Linked DNA regions of Homo sapiens: region 1 is linked to region 2. Evidence: chromatin loops called from intact Hi-C (ENCODE). Cell type or tissue: GM12878. All regions are shown on one strand. Each heading gives the region's core, and the rest is flanking DNA. Links, peaks and the distances in the headings are about the cores only.

Evidence for each region. Peaks named below come from ENCODE experiments on the same cell type or tissue, not always from the same donor. Only the 100,000 strongest peaks of a DNase experiment are listed, where the experiment ranks them.
Region 1: it touches region 2 in a loop (3.0-fold over the local background); 3 of 110 quality-filtered maps call a loop at or near these places.

What each region holds. Positions count from the first base shown.
Region 1 is chr4:48,031,218-48,036,217 of GRCh38, forward strand. NIPAL1 (NIPA like domain containing 1) reads left to right here. Exons shown (of 6, transcript NM_207330.3): 4 at 1,776-1,866; 5 at 3,664-3,824; 6 at 4,345-5,000. The coding sequence ends at 4,955. Among named protein-coding and RNA genes, the nearest start is that of NIPAL1, 17 kb to the left of the region's middle. In GM12878, for the core only: a CTCF peak has its summit at 2,785 (motif pointing right); a DNase peak (open chromatin) is centred at 2,830; H3K27ac peaks cover 1,841 bases.
Region 2 is chr4:47,486,822-47,495,469 of GRCh38, forward strand. All of the region lies in intron 1 of ATP10D (ATPase phospholipid transporting 10D (putative)), which reads left to right. It also overlaps the pseudogene RPL21P52. Among named protein-coding and RNA genes, the nearest start is that of ATP10D, 5.9 kb to the left of the region's middle. In GM12878, for the core only: a CTCF peak has its summit at 3,937; a DNase peak (open chromatin) is centred at 3,943; H3K4me3 peaks cover 989 bases; H3K27ac peaks cover 459 bases.

The DNA.
Region 1 (5,000 bases), core at 1-5,000, 540 kb after region 2:
CCACACCCAGCTAATTTTTGTATTTTTAGTAGAGACAAGTTCTCACCATGTTGGCCAGGCTGGTCTCGAACTCCTGACCTCAGGTCACCCACCTCGGCCTTCAGAAGTGCTGTGATTACAGGCGTGAGCCACCACGCCCGGCCACCCCTTCAGTTTTTAGGGTGCTTTTACATCCATTTTCTTTATTTGAATAAAAATTGACAAGGGCTGTCTGGGAAGATTCCAGATAGGTATTTGGATCTTTCTCTTTTTCTGTCTTACTTGCATCTCCCCACCCTCTACCCATACTTTATAATGAAAATATGAGGAGAGTATTATGTGACTACATTTGCAATTTTGTTTTCACCGTGTAAAAAAGTTTATGTCAGTATTGAAGAGAGAAAAGCATACATTAGAGATTAAGTAAGTGATATATATACAGTACTTTAATCATGAAGTCGTTGTTTTCCTGGAAAGCTATCTATAAAGATAAAAATATAAATAATATAAAGTATCCAAGGAAACCTTAATATTCCAAGAAAACTGCCACGGTTTTTTTTAGACAGAGTCTCGCTCTTGTCGTCCAGGCTGGAGTGCAGTGGCGTGATCTCGGTTCACTGCAACCTCCGCCTCCCAGATTCAAACGATTCTCCTGCCTCAGCCTCCAGAGTAGCTGGGATTAAAAACGCTTGCCACCACACCCGGTTAGTTTTTGTATTTTTAGTAGAGATAGGGTTTCACCATGTTGGCCAGGCTGATCTCGAACGCCTGACCTCAAGTGATCTTCTCCCCTCTGCCTCCCAAAGTGCTGGGATTACAGTCATGAGTCACCATGCCCGGCCTTGCCGTGATTCTTTCGATGATAGCAATGTCTTAATTATTCTGTTCTGTAAATTTAGATTTGTTTAATGATGTTTTCCTAATGGTGAATACTCCTATAGATTTGGGGGGATGTAGCGTAGCAGCCAGACAAAGGGAAAAAGAAAAAAATCATGCTGGTGTTCCTTTCTCTCTCTACAATAAGCATTTGCCTGGTGTAGTTGCCAGCATGAAATACTACATTCTGTGGGCAAGTTTCCCACTGTGTTCTGTGAGAATAACTTGGCCCCAGTACCAGAGCCCAGCTCTTGAAGGGATTTCTCTCACTCTAGAAGTTATTTATAGCACACTATATCATGCAAGTCTAGAGTTCCTCAGATAAGAAAAAGATTACATTCAGGAGCATATCATGACTTTAAAACAGCTGCCTGGATCTCGTTAAGCTACTGAGATACTGTTACTTGCTTATAGATCACTTACAATAGAGGGATATCTAACTTCATGGGCCTATGGCAGGTATTTCTGGCTATTCCCTACCTACACACCAGATTTAACCATTCTAATTTTCCAAGCTGGTTTTGGTTTCTGTGGGTAACCTACAAAGCTGTAGGTATTCTTGAGCAAGTGAAATAATTCTCTGCTTACTACAAAGCTACCTCTACTAGATTTCATTAGAGTCACCAAATATGTCTTCAATATTGAAGTAGCTAAAAATTTCTATTGAAAGCCATTTAAAATGAGTACTCATCTGTCACCATTTTTTGCATCTTTTGAGTTTATCACCTGGTATTACAGTTTGTCTGCATCTCTTAATATTAATTATCTCCTACCTGCTATAAAACATGTTACATCATTCTTTTTAGCTAGATCTTCCCATGTATTTGGGTTAAAAGTCCACTGCTTTGCATGAGTCATTTGTTTTTCTCTTCTGACAAGTAAGCCCATTTTTTATATCAATATCTCTGCTTGCTTTCTAGTGGGAGCAGGAGAGGCTGCAAATTTTGCTGCTTATGCTTTTGCACCTGCCACCTTGGTCACCCCTCTGGGTGCTTTGAGTGTTCTCATAAGGTATGTGAGCAACAGGGAACTTGGCTTCTGTAGGTATTTTAAGACCAAGATAAACTTAAACCATAATAAACATATGGCTATGGATATCTAAAAGCAAACACACAAATCTAGACCAACCTGGGCTCTAAAAGTCTAGATGAACCCAAATTATTTCTGAGGCTCCTGGGAAGCTTTGGTCAAGTCACTCAGGCTCAGTTTACTCATTCATAAAGTGAGAACAATACTTTTTCTTGCCTGAAATCACAAAAATAACTTGAGAAGACTATAAAATAACAGTAGAAATAGGAAATAGACTGTCACATTATTATTTTAAAAACCTAAGACACAGTGAGTTTGATTTCCTACTAACATAAATGTGTTTTACATTTGTAACACTGCAATGAAGCATAGAAGATTTTTTAAATCTCTCATCAGAACAAATTGCCAGAGTCCTGTCAATTATTTTCCTCATCATAGTGGTTAATGACCATAGTTATCAGAGGACTTTTACAAGCATGGTGTTTTGGTTAAATTTTAACTCTCACTACAATTCTTGCATTGTTTGCTGGATACTTCTGTTTGGAGACCCTGTAGTTTTGATAGTGGAAACAGGAATAATTTTCCTATTTCATGGAATGTGGATCTAATTTTTCTGAGTTTATTATGATCCCAAATGAATGTGTTTGATAAGCATATACATTTTTGTCTGTTCTTTTCTTGTCTTTTTGTTTTCTATTCATTACCAACCTCTAGTATAAAACCTATGATTGAGCCTACTAAATTCTTTTTAGCTTCTGTATAGGATTGTTATGAAAATTAAGTGAGTTAATACACATAAAGCACTTCAAACACTTGTCTATGCAATGAATAGCTAGTAGTAGTAGTAGTAATAGTAGTATCTTCACTAAGGCTGCAGTCCTAAAGGTGGCCACATGAGGGCAACTCTAGGAAAGTACCTGGTAATTTATCATAATCTTGAGGACAGATGGGTACTTAATTGCCTTCATGGGGATGCCAGAGCATTAGAGGAAGGAGGCTGGCTTGCAGAAACCACAGCAACTGAAGCATTAGCAGTACTGGATAGGTCTAAGTATCAGAGCAGTAACAGGTGGTAAGGAAGTATTTTGATATTTTGAAAGTCTGTATCAAGCTTCTCCAACCCATGGCCCATGGGCTGCATGTGGCCCAGGACGGCTTGGAATGTGGCCCAACATAAATTTGTAAACTGTCTTAAAATATTATGAGTTTTTTTTGTGATTTTTTTTTCTTTAGCTCATTAGCTACCATTACTGTTACTGTATATTATGTGTTGCCCAAGACAATTCTTCCAGTGTGGCCTAGGGAAGCCAAAAGATTGGATACCCCTGGTCCGTTTGATTGTAGTGGTGTGAACTAGCTGATTATTAGCCCTGAGCAGAGTAATTTTTCTTTAGGAATGTATCTTTCTTGGAAACATCCATGGGCATACATATTCTAAATGTATCATGCCAGTAAGATATAAAAGATTTTCTATTTTGTTTGGCTTTACAGGAAAAGATGGGTAAATTGAAAATGACTTGAGTAGAACCTCTTGTAAGATCACTGGAAGATTATGGGATATAGAATATTATAGCTCTTTAGATATAAAAACAGTGAAGCATATTTGATTGCCCATCAGTTCTGAGTTTCAAACCAATCTAGGGTTTCAGTGTCATATAGCATATTCCAGTCAGCTCATTGGGATACATGGTGGCATGTACCACAGTGTGACTTCTGAGCTGCCATGGGATCAAAAGGTAATTGAGCTATAGTGATTTTTAATTTTTTCTCTCCCAACAGTGCAATATTATCTTCCTACTTTTTAAACGAGCACTTGAACATTCATGGGAAAATAGGCTGCATATTAAGTATATTGGGGTCAACTGTGATGGTTATCCATGCCCCACAAGAAGAGGAAGTCACATCTTTGCATGAAATGGAAATGAAATTGAGAGACCCAGGTCTGTGATTCAACCTAAAGAACCACTCAAATTCTGCTCCACTTTCTCTCCTCACCAAATAGTATCTGTAATAATATTGTAATAAGCTTTCTACATTGTGGGCCGCATTGTGGGTTGTGAGACACAGTGAGGTTTGATTATTATTTCTCCTGAAAAGATGGCAGAACTTATTTTTGTGTTCATGCTTCCCCTGTTACACAATGAAAGGGAGAGGTGGGGATGGTAGAGGCAAAAGACATATATTCAAAATCAAATCTTTGCCACTCTCTTCCTCTGAAAATAAAAAGTTAATCTGATAATATTCGCCCTAGCTCATAGTGGTATTGGTGAGATTTAAATGATATGTTTGTGAAAATCCTTTGTAAAATATTGAGAACTATGCAATAGAATGTTGTTTTTAATTTGATCTCACTTCTATTTCTAAAATACCTATGCTCTTAAACTCATGACTAACAAGATTTCAGAAAGGTATAATCCTGTGAGCATTTTCTAAAGTCAAATTCTTTTCTCCTTCTAACAGGGTTTATTTCCTTTGCTGTGATCATAACTGTGATCTCCTTGGTGCTGATTTTGATTGTGGCTCCCAAGAAAGGACAGACCAATATATTGGTTTATATTTCAATCTGTTCCTTGATTGGAGCGTTTTCAGTTTCTTCTGTGAAAGGCCTGGGAATTGCCATTAAGGAGCTGATAGAATGGAAGCCAGTTTACAAACATCCGCTGGTCTTTGTTTTGCTGGCTGTACTTGTGCTTTCAGTAACTACACAGATTAACTATCTCAACAAGGCACTGGACACCTTTAATACCTCTCTTGTGACACCCATTTATTATGTATTCTTCACATCCATGGTAGTGACTTGCTCTGCCATCTTATTCCAAGAGTGGTATGGCATGACAGCTGGAGATATCATTGGGACCCTGAGTGGATTCTTCACTATTATCATTGGCATCTTCCTTCTACATGCTTTTAAAAATACTGACATTACTTGGAGTGAGCTTACATCCACTGCTAAGAAAGAAGCCGTCTCTCTGAATGTCAATGAAAACAATTATGTTTTACTAGAGAACTTGGAGTGTTCAGCCCCAGGATACAATGATGACGTTACCTTGTTTAGTAGAACTGATGACTGAAGTCTCTAGAAACACTGAGTTTTAACCAATATGAGACACACGAAG
Region 2 (8,648 bases), core at 1,537-6,536:
ATTCATTAAATTGCATGAAAAAGAGGGAAAATCTAAGCACTCTAAACTAGGATGTGGGGAGTGTTTGACCCTGGCTTAGCAAAACCTGAATACTTTTCATACTTAGTGACTAAATAGAATTGAATAGGGCCGGGCGCAGTGGCTCATGCCTGTAATCCCAACACTTTGGGAGGCCGAGGCAGGCGGATCACCTGAGGTCAGGAGTTCGAGACCAGCCTGACCAACATGGCGAAACCCGTCTCTACTAAAAATACAAAATTGGCTGGGCGTGGTGGTGCATGCCTGTAATCCCAGCTACTCGGGAGGCTGAGGCAGGAGAATCGCTTGAGCCCGGGAGGCGGAGGTTGCTGTGAGTCGAGATCGGGCCATTGCACTCCAGCCTGGGCAACAAGAGCAAAACTCCGTCCCCCAAAAAAAAAAAAAAAAAAATAGAATCTCATTTATTTTGCTATTGTCAGTAAAACGAAGGGAAATGCTCAAATATGATTATAATTTATAATAGAACAGAGGTGACTCACCTGTCAGACAAATGTACTTCCTATAATTGACTTTTTAAATTAAGGGTTAAAAAAATGTACACATATTCAAGCCTTCATTACATGTTTTCTTTATTGTCTGATATAGTTGGAAGTAGTTCTTCTAATGAAGAAGAATCAAAGAAAATGCTACAAGTAAGATTGTCTGAGAATTCTCACAGAACAATGCACTGATAAATATAAATTTAATAGTGCTTGAAGAAAAGGAGAATTGATTTATCAACTCTAGGAATAAATATATGTGTGCTGGATGCTATCACTATTCCTCGTCAGTTATTCCTTCGATATTTTCTTAGATAAATTTATTTCATTTCAGAAATCATTTTAGCCATAGAAACAATACTTTTTTATCGCTTTGCAGAATAAGGACTAACAGTGATGCTAGTTTTGTAAAAGAGTTGTGGCCTTAATGGAATTTTTTTAATGCTACTCAATAAAAGGTATATCAATACAACTATTTGAGGCAATTACGTGGTATTATGTATTAAAACCTGTGAATGTTGGGCCAGGCACAGTGGCTCATGCTTGTAATCCTAGCACTTTGGGAGGCTGAGGCAGAAAGATCCCTTAAGCTCAAGGGTTCAAGTATCTGCATGGTCCCATTTTGCTCCCATCTCTACAAAAACAAAACAAAACCTGTGAATGTTCATAGCCTTTGACTAAGTGATCTTGGGTCTAAAAATATAGCCTAAGGAAATAATATGAATCGCATATGAAGATTTATAAATGTTTATTACCATCTTATCTGTAATACAAAAAATGGAAACAAAGCCCCAATAACAAAATATTTAAATAAATTAGTGTAGTTTATGTATCTATATTGATAAAACTCAGTTACAAAAGTTTTTTAAAAATTTAATGACTTGGAAATATACTTGCAATGTATTCTGTAAAAAAGTGAAATTTAATATATTATCTTATGTGTAAAATATAATTTTGAAATAAATATATAAAATTCATTTAATCAAAAGTATTTATTAAGCTGTTACTCTAAGACAATGTCCTAAATTAATAAGGATTGAAAAAGATTAATGCAGTTCCTGTTTGCATACAAGTTTCTTTTGCATCAATAGGCATATCCATTAAAATATCATATTTCCCCCACCCCCTAGAAAATGTATTCCTAGGTGGTAAAGTTACAGCTTGATTTTCTTTTTTATATTTTTCCTAATATTCCAAAATCTTTTAAAGCAACTGTTATTTTTATAATGACAAAATACCACTTTCAGAAATATCACCAAGAAATATAATAAGCAAAAAAAAAAAAAAAAAAAAAAGATAAATGGTAAGCTCTGTATTTTACATGCTCCCTTTAAAAAGATACTATAAAAAGCAGTGCGAGATTGCTATGGTCTAAATGTTTGTTCCCTCCCTTTCTGAATTCGTATGTTGATTCCCAATCCCCAGTGTGAGGGTAGTAGGAGGTACAGGCTTTGGAATATGATTAGATTATGAGAAAGGATTCCTCATGAATGGGATTAGTGCCCTCATAAAAGAGGCCACAAAGAGCTGCCTTGCCCCTTCCACCATGGGAGGATGCAGTGAGAAGGTGCCACCTATGAATCAGAAAGTGAGCTCTCACCAGACACAGTATCTGCTGGCGCCTTGATTTTGGACTTCCCAGCCTCTAGAACTTTAGGAAATAACTTTTGATTGTTTACAAATCACCTAGTTTATGGTAATTTGTTATAGCAGCCCAAATGGACTAAGACGGAGACAGATGAATACTGCTATACAAATGATCCCCAATGAGAAATAGATATAAATGAGCAATTCGCAAAAGACAAAAAATTTTAATTGTCTAAGGTTAGGGTAGAGGGGATGTTAACCTCCCAATAATCAAAGAATCCCAGCAGAGCGATAAATTACCACATTTTCACACATCACATTAACAAACGTGGACAACAAATCAAAATGTATCATTTTGTTGGGAAAATTATTCAGTAATATGAGAAAATATTCATGATATGGAAAAATGTTTATGGTATGAGAAGTGGATAAAAGCAAGTTACAAAATGATATCCTAGTTTTGAAAAAAAAATCAACCTATGCACAGAACCCAATTTATTGGTGGGGAATAAACCAAAGATTAATAGTATTTATATTTGGGTGGTAGGATTATAGTTGATTTGTATTTTTCTCATGGTGTTAATATATAGTTCTAAAGTTTCTGCAGTGACTTATATTTTAGTTATCAGAGAAAACAAGTCACTATCCTAATGAAGCAATTAGTCCTAGTATAAAGAGCACATATATGATATTATATATCCCCTCTTTCACAAAGTCCCCCATCTCCCTTATTGTGTGTACTTTTATGTTAGGTATCATTATTTCTGAATTATTTCTCTGATGAGAACATTTGGATTATAAGGGAAATCACAAAACAAAGCTATTCTGCTCACATTCACTGTTTCGCCTCCACCTATTTTCTAAAATAATAAGCATTGTTGAACAGATTTGAGCTTTACTTCCCTTTAATTTCCTGTTGATTTCATTTGCCAGGGCCTACGGCTGATAGGTTTTAATTAAATACTCCTTAATTTCTTTTTCTAAAGTCTGCTTATTCAGCTTAAGGCCTTTTTGAATGAGGAAGATGGGTACTACTACATTCCTCTTAGTAAAACTTACAAGGTTTTAACTCTTTAGGTAGGCTAGGTAATACAAATCATAATTTTCTTGGTTATGAGAAGGAAAGTGAAAATCAATTTTGACCTGTCTCAAAATGTTGTGAAATCTTTTTCTTTGATTTATAGGATTCATAACTACTTAGCCTGTGTTTTTAAACTTTCATTTCCCCTTAATTAGACTATAATAATATAGTTAGAAGGTTTTAGTTAACATTTTAAATTATAACATCTCTTCTTCTTTACTAAATTCTTTCCTAGAGAGATGTCCTCAGATATTTTCTTCACAAATATTCTATTTATCTGTGATGTCCTTTAGCTAGAAATCAACATTTCTGCCTTGCCAAGGTCGAAAAATAATTGCCTGAATCTGAAGCATTATTATACTTTTAAGATCCCTAAGCCAAGGACTAAGAAAAAAGTGAAATGCTTTCAATGGGATATGGAAACTCTGAAAGGTAATTTTTACTTTGAGTCCCAGACTGGCTTTCTGCTCCCAGATTGTCTTACTTCATTTGAATCAGGCTAGTGCATGAGAAGAAGTATGGTGGTCCCAAATGCCTAATTTGTCACATCTTCTTTGCCTGCTTGATTTGGGTCATGGTCAGGATGGATGGGTTGATGATAGGAATATGTGGATATGTAGTATTAGGATGTAGGATTGGTAACGGGCAGAGGACAGGAGTGGAGCCAGCACGGGTGGTATAGGGCAAGTGAAGAACACGAGAGTGTGGCTCATGCCAGATTGTTGTGTTGCCCTTGTCAGCCAGTAGGATTGCTGTTGTCACAGATGTGTGCTCAGAGATGCCTTAGGAAGTCTCTAATGATCCTACTCCTTGTTAGGTAATTGGCAAACTGTCTTGTGAAGCACATTATTCAGGTTTTCCAGATGAGTCGTCCTTCCTTTTCTCCCTTTCAATGTATTGTTCACACTTCTTGCAAATACATCTTTTTTTTTTTCAGTCAGAAGTCTTTTATTTTATTTATTTTGTTAACACCTCTGATGCCATGTGTTCATAGGGAAGAGGTTCCAGCAGCTCAGGTTCCTTCCCATTGGCTCTCACAAAGTGTGCTTCTCTGGGTGGAGCAGGCTGGTGCTTCAGTTGAACCCAGGTACTTTTCTCTTTGGCTTTTTTCTTTTTCTGATCATTTTCCTTCATGCGTTTCAGGAAGGTATCTCGCCTATTAGAGTGCTTAATGTGCTCAATATGCACATTAATTCTCTTGGCAAGAATCTTGCCCTTAACTTGTTTACAACAATGCCAACAGCACGCTGGGGAACTTTGTAGACTCTTCCAGTTTTGCCATGGTAACACTGGTGGGGCATTCCTTTTTGAACAGTACCCATTCCCTTGAAATCTCCAATATCACGTCTCTTATAGATTCACAGGTATGTGGCCAAAGGAACAACTCCATGTTTTCTAAAAGGCCTAGAGAACATGTATGGGGTGCCGCTCCTCTTTCCCTTTGTGTTTGTCATTTTGGCGAATTACTGGAAGATGGTGGTTCTGGCCAAAAGGAAGTGCAAATAAATCTTATAAATGTCTGTATCATATCACAGTCTTCTCAGATATCTTTGGCAATTTCCCATATTCTTCATCTTAGCAAGTCAGGGCTTCAGTTTGGTCCCAACCTAGATTTTCATTTAATTTCGCATCACTTCTTAATTTGTACTTGAAACTGCTGCCATATTGAACTACTCATTGTTACTTAAATAAACAGTCTCCACCCTCCTTGCCTCCTTGCCTTTTCTAAAATCTATAAATCTCTTCTGTCAGGATTCTAAACCAGGCTCACTTATAATACCTTCTTTTCTGGGAAGCCTTTCCTCTTCTTCCTTTCTATCCTCTGACCTCGTACCATGCTTTCTCATAAGACTTTCTGGTTTCCCTAAATTCATATACTGCATGATTATCCTAATTTTATCTTTTTTATTGAACTAAATACTTGACCTGTTCTGGGGCTAGTTTATTCATTCCCAAAGCACTCAGCACCGTGCCTAGGACAAGGTAAAATAAATGTACCTTAGAAAATAAACTCCTAGAAGGCAGATAATTTTGTCCGTTTTGTTCCCTGGTTTATTTCCAGTATCGATAACAATGCCTGGCATATAGTAGGAGTGCCAAAAATATTAGTTGAAAGATTGAAATTACTGAGCACCTTCAGTGTGTTAGGCACAGTGCATTGTTTAATAAATCTCTTTACAAAATTGTGTGAGGTGGTGATATTATTTCCATTTTACAGATTTGGAAACTGATGCTCAGAAAGGCTAAAAGCTTGTGGTAAAGGGACAACTGTGAATCTGTTTGTCAAACTTGTGTTCATTCTGCTAATTGCTATTAGCAATTTGTTGCAGTTTTGAAAATAGCTAATTATATTATCAGTACTTATTCAAATTAAATGTAGTGTGATGTGTAGGTACCATTGAGTAAATTATTGGGATCGGGTATTTATCATGAATCTATTTTATAATTCCAATGAAGACCAACTTGTTTTTCATACCATTTGTAGTTTTGATCTGCCTCTTATTTGTGTTTATATACTATTCTTAGTAATACTTATAGGCCTCAGGTACAGTTTAAATATATGTGTTGAGACAGTTTAAGTAATTGACATGTGTAATCCATGCTTTTATTGCGTTAAGTCATGTGCTGAAGTAATTTTTAGCCACTGTGAAATAATGCTTCTCTATGTAATAATTATATTAATATTAATTCATCCACTAGCTTCCAAAAGAAAATCTTTAATACATTTTCGAAATTAATTAAATCTTTCATCTATCAGACTGAATTTTCCTTTTTATAGTTTAAACAAAATAACTAATGTTACCACCTATCTATCTTCATCACATATCCAGTAATATGCTATATTCTTTAAAGAAAATAACAGAATATAATTCAGAATTTTAGTCTCTAATGTGCTTATTTGCCTCATCTGTATAGCTTGAGCTAATAATCTGTGGGAGACCTTTAGAAAACCTTTGATGTAGTCTATTGATATAATCTTTTGATCTTACAATTTTTCAGGGGCTAAATTCTTTCCATTTCAGCTACAAATAACTCTACTTTCCTATTCATTATTCTTTTTATCTCTTACCATTAATCTTTCTTTTAAGCATGTTATTTTCCTTTGCTTTTTAAAAACTTCTGTAGTTACCCAAACAGAAAATAATTGCCCTATTTCTTGTATATAAGAAAAGTAGTTTCACTGATTATTTAAACAATAATATATACATCATTGGTATGGGAAAGATTAGCTGCATAAAAATCATATTTAATGGTAATGACTTCATGGGGAAAATACACAATCCCTGACTTATGATGGTTCAACTTATGATTTTTCCAGTTTATGATGATGCAAAAGAGATACACATTTAGTAGAAACCATACTTCAATTCCCATACAACCATTCTGTCTTTCGCTTCCAGTATAGTGTTCGATAAAGTACATGAGATATTTAACACTTGATTATAAAGTAGGCTTTGTGTTAGATGACTTTGTCCAACTGTATGCTAATATAAGTGTTCTGAGCACATTTAAAGTAAGCTCAGCTAAGCTGTGATGTTCAGTAGGTTAGTGTATGACATGCACTTTTGACTTATGATATTTTCATTTACCATGGGTTTATGAATGAGCATCTGCATTCATTAATTAAAAATAAGTCCAGAGTAGATTTGAGCTGCCTAGGTCTATGATTTTCAAAGTGTGGCCCCCAGAGTAGGCCCCATCAGTATCACTTGAGCTTGTTAGAATGCAAATTATCAGGCCACTGCAGAGCTACTGAATCAGAGAAACTGGTGTGATTGTGTGCTTGGGTTGGGGAGGGGGCGGCAGGGAGGGCAGAATCTGTGTTTTAACAAGCTCTCTTTGTGATTCTGATCTGTGATAAAGCTGGAGACCACAGGCTTGGAGTAAGATCCTCAGGTGAGCAGGCCAGTATATTCACTGGGTTTGACAGGTAGGTATCTGACTTAAAAGGTCTCTGGGAAAGGGGATTTCATTTACTTTCCTGTATGCTGTTTCAGATACCTCTGTGTTATTACTAAGCTGGCTGCAAAAGTCATTAATTTAATACATGAAACTGAAAACAACAGTCAGAAACACAATGTTCAACACTTAAAAGTTTGTGTTGGATAGGTTTTATGTTATTATTTGCTTCTTGGCAACAGATTCCCTTTAAAAAAACAGAATTAAACTAAACTTTTGTGCAAATGTTTCATAAGGGAAAAAGAGTAAGACTTTTTCCCCCCGGTTCTTTGATCTTGGCTGTATTTGGGGATAATGATTGAAAGAAGCAAATGTGAATCTTATGACTTTCAGTAGAGAGTTTGTGCCTAGGGAATCAAGTTTTCTTAGCGATCCTGCATGCTTTTGAAGTGGTAAGGAACGATACGCCTACTGTGACCATTAAAGTTGTAACTAATTAACTCTGTAAAATTAAAATCCAAGCATAAAAATATTTTCATAGTGCATCTGTAAACAACATAGGCTGTATTCTTTTAATATACTTTGGATATAATAAAGTTAGATTAAGTACCTCATTTATTGCTGGAAATTCTATATCCCAGCTCACTTTATCTTAATGGGCCCATATGATGTTGAATGTGGTCATTTTGGAATGTTGTAGATTGGTCATGTTATGAAGATATTAGAAATAATCAGAAAGAATTTTGAAATAGGCTCTTAATTAGGAATTGAAAATTTTCTTACCTACAAACTTTTATTTTCCCACTGACTTTAATTTTCTAAAGAGCAATGAAGGTGATATTTGAAAAGTATAACTGACTTATTTTTGAGATTTTTGTATTACTTTCACATCAAAAACTCTATATGCCCTACATAAGTATAGGCATAAAAATGTTTTATTGAAACAATTATCTGAGCTTTCTTTCGCAGACTACCATTTAAATTCTATTTTCACAACTAATTTTCAGAAAGAAGAGTCTCCCAAAACTATATTGACATTTAAGTATGCTATTTATTGAAATTTAGCCAGACATTTATAAGGTAACTTTTAGTAATTATCTTTTGGTAAAAACAAGAAACAAAAACCCCAAAACTGAATGCTTTAATTAATTAGCTTTGCAACATTTATAATTACATGTAATGCTTCTTTGCAGGAACACACATATTTGCCTTTATCAAGAAGCTTATACACTAAACTATGTTGAACTTACATGTCAAGAAACTTATATACTAAGTTAAATGTAATTTCTGGTTTAATATTGAGTATAGCATTATTAGTATGTACGCATCTTACCCATGGCCTTATGTGTGACCATTCATTTTCAGTATTGAAGCAGCACGCTTGGCTTGCATTTTATGAAGTTGTGCTTTAAAAAAAAAGGAAAGAAAAAAAAGAGTTAAAGGAATGCACCTCTTTTCCACATCTTAAATGTAAAAGCAATACATTAAGTTCTGTGTATAGGCTTCATGATTATATGAAGTTTCATCAAAATTTAACTTTTTGATTAAAATGAAGTTCTGTT